Linked DNA regions of Homo sapiens: region 2 is linked to region 1. A link is a contact called in ENCODE Hi-C or POLR2A ChIA-PET data. All regions are on one chromosome and are shown on one strand. The core of a region is the stretch at or near the end of the contact, and the rest is flanking DNA. Distances in the headings are between cores, read along the strand shown. Region 1 overlaps GIGYF2 (GRB10 interacting GYF protein 2). Region 2 overlaps INPP5D (inositol polyphosphate-5-phosphatase D).

Region 1 (7,847 bases), core at 1,459-3,958:
ATGATCGGTTCTGTGATTTGTTGCAGAGTGATAAAGAGTAAATGGTGAGTAAGTGTTGTGTCCAAAGGTGGAGACTCCATAGTCGGCAGACAGGAGAGGGATGGCCAGTCCACTGGCAGGTGCTCAGTAGTCATCCAACGTCTCGATTTCACCCATGTTGAGTCGCTCCGATGATGCATTGACTGAAAATCCTGCAGAAAAAAAACTGGCTATGAGTGACCACACCCAGGCAACCAAGCGGCTCAAATTCTAGGCGGTGAGCTGGAATGTAAGTCTGTGTTTGTTTGTTTGTGAGACAGGGTTTCACTCTGTCACCCAGGCTGGAGTGCAGTGGCGTGATCTCGGCTCACAGCAAGCTCCACCTCCTGGGTTCAAGAGATTCTCATGCCGTAGACTCCCAAGTAGCTGGATTACAGACACATGCCACCATGCCCGTCTCATTTTTTTTGTATTTTTAGTAGAGATAGGGTTTCACCATGTTGGCCAGTCTGGTCTTGAACTCCTGACCTCAAATGATCCGCCCGCCTCGGCCTCCCAAATTGCTGGGATTACAGGCGTCAGCCAACGTGCCTGGCCAGTCTTTTGTTTTTGAGCATACCATAGAAGTATTACAGGGAGACAAAGATAAAGGTCACAGCAGTAGCTTTCTGTTCTTCCAATGAGAGAGATTTTTTATTTTCTTAAGGTTCTGATATAACCTAATTAGGAAGGAAAATAAAACAAAATAGCATCACCAATTAAAAAGAACTGCAGGCCGGGTGTGGTGGCTCATGCCTTAATCTCAGCACTTTGGGAGGCCAAGGCAGGCGGATCATGAGGTCAGGATATCGAGACCATCCTGGCTAACATAGTGAAACCTCGTCTCTACTAAAAATACAAAAAAACATTAGCTAGGTGTGGTGGTGGGCACCTGTAGTCCCAGCTACTCGGGAGGCTGAGGCAGAAGAATTGCTTGAACCTGGTCGAAGGAGCTTGCAGTGAGCCGAGATCGCGCCACTGCACTCCAGCCTGGGTGACAGAGCGAGACTCTGTCTCAAAAAAAAAACAAAACAAAAAAACCCCCTGCAAACCACTGCTTCAGAGAATCAGAGAAAAGAATGGGATGTGAGTGTGTATCAAGGACAGGCTGGGCTGGCCCTGGAGGAAAGTTCATGCAGGAGGTCTACCTTAAAAGAGATGGGGGTGGGCAGGGGGGTTACCATGGAGGGTTGTATACACTAAGTTCTTTGTAACTACTTGACCACATAACTTTGAAATCTGAGTGGGATTAATACCCCTTTAAACCTCAACCCACTTTAATGGGAATACTTCTTCCCACCAGTCAAAAACTTTATGAAAGTTCTGGCCCAGAGCTTTTGATACTCAGGGTAAGAGGCTCCATGGAAGACACACTATTAAGATCCTTAGAGTCCTCGCATATTCTCTTTCCCACAGTAGACAGAGCAAGAAGATTAAAGTACTCTAACTCGATCTACTGTAAATATATCTGCAAAGGAAAAGATTTCAGTTAGCAATGTTTGATTAACCAAAAGGGAATTTGGCTTAGAAAAAGCAGTACTAGCATACCCATTGAAGGCAATAAGCAGTACTCACAAACACAACTGACAGCTGAAAACCTAATGCTGGCTGGGCACACTGGAGGCCGAGGTGGGTGGATTACTTGAGGCCAGGAGTTAGAGACCAGACTGGCCAACATGGCAAAAACCTGTCGCTACTCAAAATACAAAACATTAGCTGGGCGTGGCGCTGCACGCCTGTAATCCCAGCTACTCGGGAAGCTGAGGCACAAGAATTGCTTGAACCCAGGAGGCAGAGATTTTAGTGAGCTGAGATAACATCACTGCACTCCAGCCTGGGCAACAGAGTGAGACCTTGTCTCAAAAAAAAAAAAAAAAAAAAAAAAGAAAGAAAAAGAAAAAAAGAAAACCTAATGCCGAATGCCCAATGGTCACATGTATGTAATTTTTCCAAAACTTCTATAATTGGAGGTTGATAAAAATGATGAACAATGCCTCTTTAAACTGAGTGACTCCCCAAAAATGTTCCAGTTCTTCTACCTTGAATAAAATCCCAAACTGTTTTAGTTATTTGAATACCAAAAAGTAAACAGGCAATGTCCTTATTCTAAAAGCAGTTCTGTTAATATTAGCTGGGTTTTCTGCAGCCTCTTGTTTTTTCATGTTCAAGTTTTCAAATAAATACACATTTGAAATGTAACAGTAATAAACAAAAATGCCTTACATAAAATACCTTAATTAACTGACTCAAAAATATCATGATTCAAAAAAATAAACATGCCTATTTATTAACCAAAAAAGCTGTGGTACCAACTGCTTACAAGACCAAATATAGGGAGAGGCTAGGATTCCAAACCCCATCCTGAGTTTGACCCCATCAACTGTGTTCCAATAACCCACAAGTCTTTTTCTTCCCCCTTGAAAATAGTGACAGCCTTAGTGTTTATATATATATACATATATATGTATTTTTAAAGACAAGGTCTCACTCTGTCGCCCAGGCTGGAGTGCAGTGGTGTGATCTTGGCTCACTGCAACTTCCACCTCCCAGGCTGAAGCGATCCTCCCACCTCAGCCTCCCCAGTAGCTGGGACTATAAGCGGGTGCCACCACACCCAAGTAATTCTTGTAATTTTTGTAGAGACAAGGTTTTGGCATGTAGCCCAGGCTGGTCCCCAACTCCTGGATTCAAGCAATCCGCCCACGCTGGCCTCCCAAAGTGCTGGGATTACAGTCATGAGTCACCGTGCCTGACCCTAATGTTTATGTTTTTAAAGTAACAGTTAATTAGGCAAGTACAAGAACCTAAAGGCCAGTCTATGAAATAAAATACTACTTTATTCTGAGGCAGATTTTTCATTGACTTCACGTGTATCTTAAGAACAGATAAAATGTGATAAAAGGCAATAATGAACTATATGCAAAAGAAGTGGAAGTGTAATTTAAAAGCTAAATTAATTTTACTCATGCAAAGACAGGAAGGGAAAAGTCTGTGGCCAAAAAAAGTTGATTAATATGTTAATTATCAGTCTAGGCTTTTAGCAAACAGACATATTCTCATTTAACTGTCATTTAAAAAACCAGCAAGGTATGCATTCATCCTTTGGCTGAATGCCATTCTTTATCAAATTCAGCCATTTGATGTAAGGGAAAGTTCTGGGTACTGTGAAACCCAAGGCAACACAAACACGGATTCAATCCACTATGCCTGGCTCTAAAGATGACATTCTGTGAGGTTCAGAGCATAGTCTCACTCACATGAGTTCTTTAAGATTTGTGAGGTTGTTCTTACAAGGAAAGTCTGGGGAGAAACTGTATTGTGTGTTTATCACATCTGAGTGCAGGTTGCTGATTCACAATGACCACCTGAAGAGCTCTAAAAAAAGAGGAAGCCAGCCGGGCACGGTGGCTCACCCTTATAATCCCAGCACTTTGGCAGGCCAAGGCGGGCAGATCACGAGGTCAGGAGATCAAGACCATCCGGGCCAACATGGTGAAACCCCATCTCTACTAAAATACAAAAAGTAGCTGGCGTGGTGGCACGCACCTGTAGTCCCAGCACTCGGGAGGCTGAGGCAGGGGAAATCACTTGAACCCGGGAGGTGGAGGAAGCCTACTGAAGATAGGAGATACTGGAGAATATTGATAATTAAAATGAGGCTGTGGCCCCCTCTGCTGGTTTGTTTTAGAAGCAAAATTCTCTTTCCATCAGTGACTGCTTTTTCAACGAAGACTTCCCATTTTCCCATTTTATGCATGGGGAATGTGTAGCTAATGGATAGTTATTAATTTTTTCTCAGTATACAAATTATATGAAATATGTAAATTAAAAAGTAATAAATGAAAATGAAATAAGTATAGGACAAAAATGAGCAATTATGAGAGGAATTTCCAGAGTGAGGTTTAGGTGAGCAGTAATTTTCATAACCTCAGTGAGTATCCTCAATACTTTGTTCAACGTTTGTTTTTCTTCCCCTTCAAGGTATATGGATTCCTTAAACTCTACTCCTAGGATGACCTATCTCCCACACCCTTATAGTGAGGTTTTTAAAGTCCCTTCCTTTCTTAGATCTATAAATAGAAGATGAGATCCAAGGGAATATTTAAGTCCAAACGGTCTGACCTCATTTTCAGAGCAACCTTTTCCCTAACAGCCTATCCTCAAGTCCCAAAGCTTCTTAGCTAGAACCCACAGTTAGAATTTAAGGAATGTTTTAAAATCTATTCACCAATTTCATCCAAATTGGAAAAAATTTCAGGCTGCTCCATCCATCCTTATCAACTTTTGAGACAAGCAGAGGAAAACAGAATTGCACCAGATCTACAAGTTCCCAAACCCAGCTTTCAGGCACCAATTCTTTGTTATTATTATTTTTAAATAATATTTTAAACATTATTATTTTAAATTATTATTTTTTTGAGACGGAGTCTCACTCTGTCGCACAGGCTGGAGTGCAGTGGCGTGATCTCAGCTCACTGCAACCTCCGCCTCCTAGGCTGCTCAAGTGATTCTCCTGCCTCAGCTTCCCGAGTAGCTGGGATTATAGGCACCCACCACCACGCCCAGCTAATTTTGTATTTTTACTAGAGACGAGGTTTCACCATGTTGGCCAGGCTGGTCTCCAACTCCTGACCTCAAGCGATCCACCCGCCTCAGCCTCCCAAAGATCTGGGATTACAGGCGTGAGTCACCGCGTCTGGCTTCAGGCACCAATTCTAAAGGACAGTCCTAAAAGTTAGGTTTTACTGTCATGTTGTTTTCACCAGGGCTGGAAGGCTCTGAGGGAAAGAGAGAATCCTACCAAGGGTACAGTAAGGTTACCACCTGCCTCTCACTGTGCGGGGTCTCACGCTCTTCATGATGTCCCACAGACATTTCAAACTCAACCCAGTCAACACTCAATTCCCCTCAGCCTGTGCCATGTTCCACTGCTTATCATTTCACAGCAAATGGCAACACCATCCATCCATCCTGGTCCCCAAGCCTGAGACCTTTCCACTCTTCTTGTCCAGTTAATTCTATCCCCTACATTTCTGAAATCCATCTAACTCCTTTTCATCCCCACTACCAAAACCCTATTCCAAGTCACTGGTATCTTTTACCTAGTCTATACTGCAGCCTCCTCACTGTTCTGCCCTCCTGACAGGACAACAACCGGAACTTCCATCCTTGCGAATGTATTCTATTGCAGACAACATGGTTTTATAGCCACTAATTTTACATTCACAAATAGAAAATAATTTTAGGGCCGGGCGTGGCGGTTCACACCTGTAATCCCAGCACTTTGGGAGGCCAAGGCAAGAAGATCACCTGAAGTCAGGAGTTCAAGACCAGCCTGGCCAACATGGCAAAAACCCCTCTCTACTAAAAATACAAAAATTAGCCAGGTGTGGCGGCATGTGCCTGTAGTCTCAGCTACTCAGGAGGCTGAGGCAAGAGAATCGCTTGAACCCGGGAGGCAGAGGTTGCAGTGAGCTGAGATCACGCCACTGCACTCCAGCCTGAGCAAGAGTGAGACTCCATCTCAAAGAAAAAGAAAAAGAAAAAAAAAATGTTAGTTTCATCACTGTTGCAAAAAACATGGGCAGCCTATACTGTTTGTTATTCCTGAAACAATATTCCCCATCCTTTCTGCCATTCTTTCAAAGCCCAAATTCAGATGTCACCTTTTCAGAGAAGCTAGAGTGCAGTGGCATGATCACAGCTCACTGCAGCCTTCAACTCCTGGTCAAGGAATCCCCCTGCCTCATTCTCCCAAGTAGCTGGGACTATAGGTGGGCACCACCATGCCTGTTTTTAAAATTTTTTTTAGAGATATGGTCTCGCTACGTTACCCCAGCTGGTCTCAAACTCCTGGCCTCAAGTGACCCACCTACCTCAGCTTCCCAAAGTGAGCCACCGTGCCCAGCCTGCCTTGCATGGTCCATAATGCTAGATAAAAATAGCCGTGGGTAACACAGAAGGGTGGAAAGAAAACAGGCCTGCCTTGAAATCCCAGCATCCCATAGCAGAAAGCTATGTAACACTGGGAAATGTTCTCAATCTCTGTGCCTTGGTCTACTCATTATTGGTGAAACTGGTATGTCACCTCATAATGCAAAGTAATTCTGAGAATTATATGATACATAGAGTGATTATGAACATATACTGGTTCTCTTCTTGGAACACCTGATCGGATTAATGGTCTGCTTTCAATACAAATAAGCATTTAAGTTTTTAACATACTTTTAGTATCGTTCATTATTAGCATCATTTTCCAACTAAATTACTCAGGATCCTCCAGGGAAATTCATATTAAATATCAAACAATACTTTAAAGCACCAAACAATACTTTAAAGCACCATACAATATAAGTTGTTATTACATGAGGCACAGGTCCTGCACTGAGACGCCCAGTAAATACTGGCTACTTATTTTGAACCAGTTAAAACATTAGTTATTGATAAAAAGAAATATTTCCCTTCTTGAAAAACAATGCTCAATGGAAACTCACACAGGATAACTGGTATCACCTGCACTCCTCCAACACTCAGCTGAGACTAGGACCGTGCTCACCTAATAAACTGGGATCTGCTCGGACCATCTTCTGCTTTTTCTTCTTCTTGCCACTCTGCACAGCCTCAAAATTGGATTGTTGGTTGTTGCTTTGATTGGTCTGAAATACTGAATGGAGTGTACTGTGGTTCATCCCCCACACAGAGTCCTGTGAAATAAGCAGCATGACTGAGATTACACAGCAGATTCAGACTTGGCTCACCCTAGGAAAATGTTTGGTTTGTCCTCACCTTATCAAGAATGAGCTTAAAAGCAGAAAAACAAAAAGCTTTTCATCACATGTTCTAATAATAAAATCAAGAGCGGCCACTGAGCCACCATTTTCCTCTATTTAGACCAAGACATCCCACTCAGGGCTCAGTGCCTCCACAAAGCCTGTCCTGGTTAACTCTGGGTTTCCACCCTGCTGTGACGGCAGAACTTCTCTGGTACATACAGAGTCTGTATCAAATGCTAGGAAATGAATACTGCAAATAATCATGAGCAGACCACTGCACCTCTCACCTAACCAAGAGCAGAAAGTCTCTTTGTTCCCTGGGCCCCAGGACAGAGAGGACAGGGGTGGCATATTACCAAACAAAGTTAAAGTCGTGTACCTTATTCCTATCAGCAATCCCAGAAACGATCTGGCCCAAAAATACTGTCTGTATACTTTCTACCAACTGGTTACACTATGAAATTGCCTACTAGCCCTTCACGCCTACTTGTGGCTCTTATTAGCCAATGAGCCAGTTGAAGGCACAGGTGGTAGTAGTGGGGGAGAAGTGGAAAAAGCTCTGTGGAAGGACAAGCCTGGTGTGAGCATGTGTGTATGCGTGCGCCCATGGGTGCACGTGCTTACTGGGCTTCCATCTTCCTGTTTTAGCCCACAGAGAAGCCATTTCACAAATGCAAAGAGCCTTCTATATTGCTGTATGATGCCTTCTCCTTAAAATATTTTTCCTAGGGCCGGGCGTGGTAGCCCATGCCTGTAATCCCAGCACTTTGGGAGGCTGAGGAGGGCGGATCATGAGGTCGGGAGTTCAAGACCAGCCTGGCCAACATAGTTAAACCCCGTCTCTACTAAAACTAGGAAAAATTAGCCAGGCATGGTGGTGCGTGCCTGTAGTCCCAGCTACTCGGGAGTCTGAGGAAGGAGAATTGCTTGAACCCGGGAGTTGGAGGTTGCAGTGAGCTGAGATCGCGCTACTGCACTCCAGCTTGGGCAACAGAGTGACACTTCCTCCCAAAAAAAAAATTTGTTTTTCCTAGTGTTTCAGTGTTTACATCTTTC
Region 2 (7,847 bases), core at 2,233-4,732, 270 kb before region 1:
AGGGACCGGTTTTGTGGAAGACAATTATTCCACGGATGGGTGGTGGGGGGATGGTTGTGGGAGGAAACTGCTCCATCTCAGATCATCAGGCGTTAGTTAGATTCTCCTAAGAGGCGTGCAGCCTAGATCCCTCAAGTGCACAGTTCACAACCGGGTTCACACTCATGAGAATCTAATGCCACCGCTGATCTGACAGGAGGCAGAGCTCAGGTGGTAATGCTCGCTTGCCCTCCGCTCACCTCCTGCTGCCACCCAGTTCCTAATAGTCCACAGGTTGGGGACCCCTGTATTAAAATATGTATCTTAACAGGTCTAATTACTATTGCCTTGTGACTTTGATACCGTGAGTCTGTATTACAGGCAGTTCTATTTGTTAAAATGTTTGTGGTAGGCTGGGCACAGTGGCTCATGCCTATAATCCCAGCACTTTGGGAGGTCGAGGCGGGCAGATCACCTCAGGTTGGGAGTTCGAGACTAGCCTAACCAACATGGAGAAACCCCGTCTCTACTAAAAATACAAAATTAGCTGGTTGTGGTGGCGCATGGCTGTAATCCCAGCTACTTGGGAGGCTGAAGCAGGAGAATCACTTGAACCCGGGAGGGGGAGGTTGCAGTGAGCTGAGATCGTGCCTTTGCACTCCAGCCTGGGCAACAAGAGCAAAACTCCGTCTCAAAAATAAAAGTTTGTTGTAGAAAAGTGTTGACATAAAGATGTAAACTATGTTTATTTGAGAAGGCTAATTTTACTTAGAAATGTGATAATTAACCTACTAAGACCTAACTGATGAGATCTGATTAACTTGCAGGAAAGACTGTGCAAGTTGTCATTTAAAGAAAAATAATCAAAAGGCAGTCCTCTATGTGCAAAGCAGCTTGACAAGCGAAATAGACTGATTTTAAAACACAATGTGGATTCCCAGTTTTCCTTGACCCTGAGAATGGAGGGCGGCTCTGTGTCGCCGCTTTCCTTGGTCTCTGCACATGCCCCCTTCACTCATTCCCATCTCCGAACAGAAGTTTTAGGAAGGTTCCACTGACATGATAAGCAAAGATAGAAAAAGCAGGGCTCTCTGCCCATGAACCCTCAGCCCATGCCCCGACCCTAACCCCTCCTGGAAAGCTGCCTGGAAGCTCGGCTTCACGCCCCTGCTGGTCCCACTGAGGCAGAACCCCATAACCAGGATGGAGGGGCTGATGAGGAGGAGATGGAGTTGGCGGGAGGTGTACGAGCCTTAGTAGGAGAGGTCAGCAGGTGGAACCATGGGGCCTCCCCGACTCTTCCCCATCCAGTTTACTGCACTCAGCATCCAAACCTGGGAAGAAATGGAAACCCTGGGGAACTAAACAATGGGCTCGATGTGGAATTTTTTTTTTTTTTAGACGCAGTTTTTCTCTTGTTGCCCAGGCTGGAGTGCAGTGGCGCAATTTTGGTTCACTGCAACCTCTGCTTCCCAGGTTCAAGCTATTCTCCTCCCTCAGCCTCCCGAATAGCTGGGATTATAGGCGCCCGCCACCATGCCCAGCTAATTTTTGTATTTTTAGTGGAGAAGGGGTTTTGCCATGTTGGTTAGTCTGGTCTTGAGCTCCTGGATTCAGGTGATCTGCCCGCCTGGGCCTCCCAAAGTGCTGAGATTACAGGAATGAGCCACCGCGTCTGGCCTATGTGGAATACTTTCAAAGCATCTGTTATTTAGACACATATATAGAGACAATCAACATAGTAGCAACACTGGATATTCGGCTATTTGATAAATAGCACAAATAAATCAAGGAGCGTGCACAGAATTCAGGCTGGAGAGCCCAGGGAAGAACCAATGGGTATGTCCAGGTGGAAATAGGAACACGCCAAGTATCATAGCAACCCGGTGGCGTATGTGTCCCATCGGCATCTACTTCATATTTTGCCAAGTGAGAGAGTAGGAGGAGGGCAGCCCTGGCAGCCTCAGATGGATCCTTCAAGTTGGAAATGCGGCTTCAGCCCTGTCATTAGGATTTCTTTGGGGGGCAATGGAGCGTTTCTCACAAAGAAACAAAAAGTTATATTTACTAAGGCATGGAGATTACCAGGTACTAACTTATTAATTAATGTAGCACATATCCAGTGAGTGCCCACACTATGCCGGGCCGTGCCTGGAGACGGAGTGCTCCCCCACCCCCGTGGAGCACTTTTCCTGTTAAGGCCCATGCCCCTGGCCTTCTTGAAGCCAATGGTGCAAAGGCCTCTGGGGTGCAAGATGACAAGCACTCTTCTCTGGAGACCTCCCCATCTCCCTCTGGTCACCAGGCCCATAACTAGGATCGAAACCCAAGCCATCCAGCCCTGCCCTGGCTGGGCTCACTGCAGATGAAGGCCCAGCTGGACTTGAGTGGGGACTCACCCACTGGTGTCCATGCTTTGCAGTCGCTGGAACAATGTCTCGGAGAGGCTCGGCCGGCTGGTCTCGGTCGCTCGGGGATTCTCGTTTGAAAAAGGAACCTCCTTGGCCTCACAGGAGCTGGCAGTCAGCGGGATGTTTCTTGGGGGCAGCTCGGGTGGAGACACGACACTTTCTACTGGAGAGAACAGCAGGAAGGCCATTGGTGAGGACACTGTGCGCACAACCCGGCCTTCACCGCAGCCCCATGGGGTCCAGGCCACGACACCCACGTTATTGATCTCCATCTGCGTCCCCGTGTCCCTCGCTGACTCCCTCCTGGAGGGAGAGCCTCCTGCCACAGGGCCCTGGCTAGTGCAGTGTCTGCCCCACTGTGGCCATCAGCAAACACCTGCCAGGGCCAAAAGGCCTTGCTCCATGGAGGGTCTGGAAGGCCTGCAGGGCTGCTGACCTTGGATGGACTAAGCCCACAGCAGCAGGCAGGTGAGCAGGATGAGTCTGGCTCTCAGACTTTCAGGGGCTGAGACACCTGTCTCATGATGGCTGAGCCCTGGGCTAGGCAGAGGCCCAGTTCCCAGAATAGGCCAAAACCATGGAAGGGGACCAGGGGTAAGGAGACAGGCAGGCCTAGCCACACTGCCCCTCTCCCTCTCTCCCTGGTCCCCTCTCTCCAGCCTCTGTCCTTCCTTCTCTCCTCCCCCAGACTCTCAGAAACACATAAAAGAAAGCGAGGGGGTTCCCTTCACTCAGAGACATTCAACAAATGACTTGAACTTGGCCTGGGAGGTGGGAGCCCACCCATCGCCTTTAGGAGAAGGTTCATTCTGTACGTACACGAATGGAGGGTCCAGAGCTCTGTCTGAGCCTCTTCCCACACAGAGCGGCTGCCTCTGGCCCAACCACAGTGGGCCCCGGGGGACCTCCTCTTTAGAGAACAGGCCCTTCACTTCCTCTGTCTGGGGTTCTGAAGACAACTAGGAGTCTGCTTCGAGCTCCACGGTCTGGCGGTGCCTCAAGAGGCCCTGGGCCCAAACAGACCTCTTGGACTGCGCGGGCCTCATGTCGCATTGCTCTGGTTCGAGCCGACAACTGGGCGACCTCGTTTGCGGAAGTGAAGCCAGCAGTCATGAGACTGAGGTTCTTTTTTCAGCCCTCACAGAAACTTGTCGGGATCTTCCTCCAGACAGCCATGCCCAGAGGGGCCCAACTAGCTGGGATGGGCAGCCCGAGGGGAGTGAGGGTGTTTAGTGTGGAGGGCGTTTCTGCAGAACAGCTTCTCAGCATGGCCCTGGGCGCCTGGGGGCAGCTGTTCAGGTGCAGCCAGGGCGCGGTGCTGGTGAGTGACCTTGGGCTCACAATGGGACAGGTCAGCCCTAGTTCTTCCACAGCCTGACCTTCCTGATTCCAGAGGGCAGTGCTCACTCAGACCAGGGAGGCCAAAAGGGACAGGGCCTGCCTGGGACCCTTTCAGCCTCCATGGAGCTGCGGTCCTTTTGGAAACGAACAGCTGCACAACCATGAAAAGTGTGTTTCCATGAGGGTGGGAGGGAGCAGGGGGCCCTGGTGGCCCACAAGCCAGCCCACAGGTGAGGGAGAAAAAGGATGCCTGCAGCAAGCCCCCAGAACAGGCAGGAGCCAGGCAAGGGTCTCAGCGTCTGTGGACAAATCTCTCCTCTCTTCGGGGAGAGCCTGGGGGACCTGGTAGTCTCCACCTGCTGGAATTCAGGAAGAGCCCTGGCCAACTGAGGGGCCCGGTTAGGTATCTCATGGTTTTCTTTTAGGAAATAAGCCTTTAAAAAAAAAAAAAAACTTGTATTTTAAGTTCAGGGGTACCTGTGCAGGTTTGTTACATAAGTAAACTTATGTCATGGGGTTTGTTGTACAGATTATTTCATCATCCTGGTATTAAGCCTAGTACCCAATAGTTATTTCTGATCCTGTCCCTCCTCCCACCCCCTCAGGTAGGCTCCAGTGTGTGCTGTTCCCCTCTTTGTGTCCATGTGTTTTCATCATTTATCTCCCACTTAAGTGAGAACACGTGGTATTTGGTTTTCTGTTCTTGTGTTAGTTTGCTAAGGATAATGACCTCCAGCTCCATCCATGTTCCTGCAAAGGACATGATCTCGTTCTTTTTACTGGCTGCATAGTATTCCATGGTGTATATATACAACATTTTCTTTATCCAGTCATCACTGATGGGCATTTAGGCTGATTCCATGTCTTTGCTATTGCAAATAGTGCTGCAATGAACATACACATATGTGTCTTTGTAACAAAATGATTTCTATTCCCTTAGGTATATTCTCAGTAAATCCTTGAGGGGAAAAGTGGGGCATCCCCAGGTAAGCTCCTTCTCTGCAAGACTTTCTCCATCTGACTGTTGCTCTATTGGTCTTTGTCCCTATGCTGTAAAGGGCACCCTTAGTCTCACACACTTTTTAGGGACTGTATAATTTTTTTTTTTTTTTTTGAGACGGAGTCTCCCTCTGTTGCCAGGCTGGAGTTCAGTGGTGCGATCTTGGCTCACTGCAACCTCCACCTCCTGGGTTCAAGCGATTCTTCTGCCTCAGCCTCCCAAGTAGCTGGAACTACAGGCGCGTACCACCACACCTGGCTAATTTTTGTATTTTTAGTAGAGATAAGGTTTCGCCATGTTGGCCAGGATGGTCTCGATCTCCTGACCTCGTGATCTGCCCGCCTCTGTTTCCCAAAGTGTTGGGATTACAGGCGTGAGCCACTGCACCTGGCTGGGACTGTACATTTTTTTCAACATATTTTTAGGGGTTGTATTTCCCCCTCCCCCTTTTAATGATGACATAAAGAAACACCTTCCTCATCCTTCCAGTTAGGTGCAAGGGTCTCCTCCTTCACTCTCCTCTCAGTGAAATTCAGCAGATTGTAATCATGCTAATGACCGTAGCTGCATTTATGGAGTGCTTACTATGAATATGTACCAGGCTCTGGGTGCTACATTTCTCAACTCATTTGATCCTTGAGATACCATGAGAGGCAGGTACTATCGTTATTCTCTCTCTCTGTCTTTTTAAAGGCTAGTCAAGTGAAGCAGAGGAAGTTCAGTCTTTACTGTCTCTTTCTCTCTCTCTCTTTTTTTTTCTTAGACAAGGTCTCTTTCTGTCACCCAGGCTAGAGTGCAGTGGTGCAATCATGGCTCACTGCAACCTTGAACTCCTGGACTCAAGGGATCCTCCTGCCTCGGCCTCCCGAGTAGCTAGGACTACAGGCCTGAGCCACCATGCCTGAATAAATTTTTTAAAAAGCTTTTTGTAGACACAGGATTGCCTATGTTGCCCAGAAGGGTCTCAAACTCCTGGCCTCAAGCGATCCTCCCACCTCGGCCTCCCAAAGTTCTGGGGTTACAGGCGTGAGCCAGCAAGCCCAGCCTTATTTTACTGTCTCTTTAAAGAGAAGTCTGTGATTCAGAGAGGTCAGGTAATTTCCCCAAGGTCACCTGGCTAATAAGCTGGGGAGGAGGAATTTTAACCCATGTCTGCCTGACCAGAGAGCCTGTGTTCCTAACTTGTCCTTAACCCCCACGCCAACAATCTCCCTCTGATAATAGGACTCACCTAGTCTACAAGCACTCAAGGTGGGTGCAGGGCAAGTTCCCAAAAGTACCTCCTGCCGTCCTGTCCCTCCCTCCCTACCTGTGTCCTCCTCAGGGTCGTCGCCTGTGTCCTCTTCCTCCAGCGGCACAGGGTATTGCAGATGGGTCACCAGCCCCATGTTTTCCTTCTTGTAAAACTCGATGAGCTGGTCCAGCTTGGTGAAGAACCTCATGGAGACGCCTTCGGATGCCTGAGGACAGAACATCCAAACAAACGCACATGTTAACCAACTAGAATGTCAGCCAACCACAAAGGCCAACTGCAGCAGAGACCAGCGAGGCGGAGGGAGTGACTGCGATCCAGGAAAAGCCTTGGGCTCCTACGCAGGGTGTGTGACCCTCATGCCCACACCTCACATCCTGCAACCAGCAGCTGCCAAGGGCCCTTCTGCAAAAGGCACACAGAGGATCGTTCCTAAGATCTGTTTTTCTTTCCGTTTTTAAAAAACTTTTATTTTTAAAAGTGTTTTTGGGCCAGGCACGGTGGCTCACACCTGTAATCCCAGCACTTTGGGAGGCTGAGGCAGGTGGATCACCTGAGGTCAGGAGTTTGAGACCAGCCTGGCCAACACGATGAAACCCCATCTCTGCTAACAAAAAAAAAGAATACAAAAATTAGCCGGGCGTGGTGGCAGGTGCCTGTAATCCCAGCTACTCAGGAGGCTGAGACAGGAGAATCACTTGAACCTGGGAGGCAGAGGTTGCAGTGAGCCGAGATTGCGCCGCTGCACTCCAGCCTGGGCAACTCAGTCTCGAAATAAAATAAAATAAAATAAAATAAAATAAAAGTATTTTTATACAAATAGTACATTTATATTATGGCAAAATTAGAAATATGGATTTTTTTAAATAAGAAATTTGTCTGGGTGCAGTGGCTTGTGCCGGTAATCCCAGCACTTTGGGAGGCTGAGGTGGGCACATCACTTGAAGTCAGGAGTTCGAGACCAGTCTGGCCAACATGATGAAACTCAAACCCAGTCTCTACTAAAAACACAAAAATTAGCCAAGCGTGGTGGTGCGCACCTGTAATTTCAGCTACTTGGGAGGGCGAGGCAAGAGAATTGCTTGAACCTGGGAGGCGGAGGTTGCAGTGAACCAAGATCACACCACTGCACTCCAGCCTGGGCGACAGAGTGAGACCCTGTCTCAAAAAAAAAAAAAAAGAAAAAAAAAAAAGAAAGAAAGAAAGAAAGAAAGAAATCACCTGTAATCCCACAACCCCAAGATACCTATTTTCCAGTTTAGAATGTGTTTTTCTAGAATTTGTGAGTGTGTTTGGTGGGGAAGTTACTTTTATTTTTTCCTGCACGAAGAACTTTTTTTAAAAAAAACACAGGAAAAAATCAATTCCAGCAATTGTTTTGCTTTTATTTTTATTTTATTTTTTTCATTTGTTATAGTTGTTTTTGTCAAAACTCAGTAAATGATCTATCTGGTTTGTATCTGTTGCTGATAGCAGAGGACCTTGGGGGTAATTGTGCTGGCTATTCAAATGCCCTGGGGCAGATCCCCTTCCTGTAAGCCCTGTGGCTCTAGCCGGTAGTTCCAGGTGGTCCCTGAGCAGCCAGCCCCACCCCTACCTCACCCTTTACCTTCTTGCCAGGCCCTGCCCTCAGGGGCAGCTGAACAGGAGCAAGGGGTCAGGCTGTTGGTAGGTACAGGAATGAGCCCCAAAGAGGCACCCCTTCTGGGTGGGGCCTCCCTGGCCTGGAGGAGCATAGCGCCCCTGGCAACTGCTAAGTGCCTGTGATTCACCCTGTCCTCATAACAGCCACCATGTCAGTGACTTTCAGATTGTTTATTTTATTTTATTTGAGATGGAGTCTCACTCTGTTGCCCAGGCTGGA

What was found. Hi-C counts contacts between places; a loop is a spot of excess contacts on that map. ChIA-PET counts read pairs that join two places held with the same protein, here RNA polymerase II (POLR2A). Pooled maps may share reads with other maps.
Region 2: a pooled map shows a loop between it and region 1 (3-fold over the local background). The contact joins two enhancer-like sites. A Hi-C loop is called at or near these places in 2 of 168 maps with a recorded cell type or tissue (endothelial cell of umbilical vein and mammary epithelial cell) and 4 of 50 pooled maps. POLR2A ChIA-PET finds 5 or more read pairs at or near these places in 1 of 52 experiments (activated CD4-positive, alpha-beta T cell).

Annotation. Positions count from the first base shown.
Region 1 is chr2:232,849,137-232,856,983 of GRCh38, reverse strand. GIGYF2 (GRB10 interacting GYF protein 2) reads right to left here. Exons shown (of 29, transcript NM_001103146.3): 28 at 6,575-6,722; 29 at 1-191. The coding sequence ends at 124. Among named protein-coding and RNA genes, the nearest start is that of SNORC, 17 kb to the left of the region's middle. Within about 2 kb of position 2,708, at least 5 of the 41 ENCODE cell types and tissues checked have a DNase peak (open chromatin) inside an H3K27ac peak, as active enhancers do.
Region 2 is chr2:233,120,451-233,128,297 of GRCh38, reverse strand. INPP5D (inositol polyphosphate-5-phosphatase D) reads right to left here. Exons shown (of 27, transcript NM_001017915.3): 3 at 6,041-6,191; 4 at 2,379-2,553. Among named protein-coding and RNA genes, the nearest start is that of INPP5D, 64 kb to the right of the region's middle. RefSeq lists enhancers at 3,026-3,572, 3,573-4,120, 5,257-5,757. Within about 2 kb of position 3,482, at least 6 of the 41 ENCODE cell types and tissues checked have a DNase peak (open chromatin) inside an H3K27ac peak, as active enhancers do.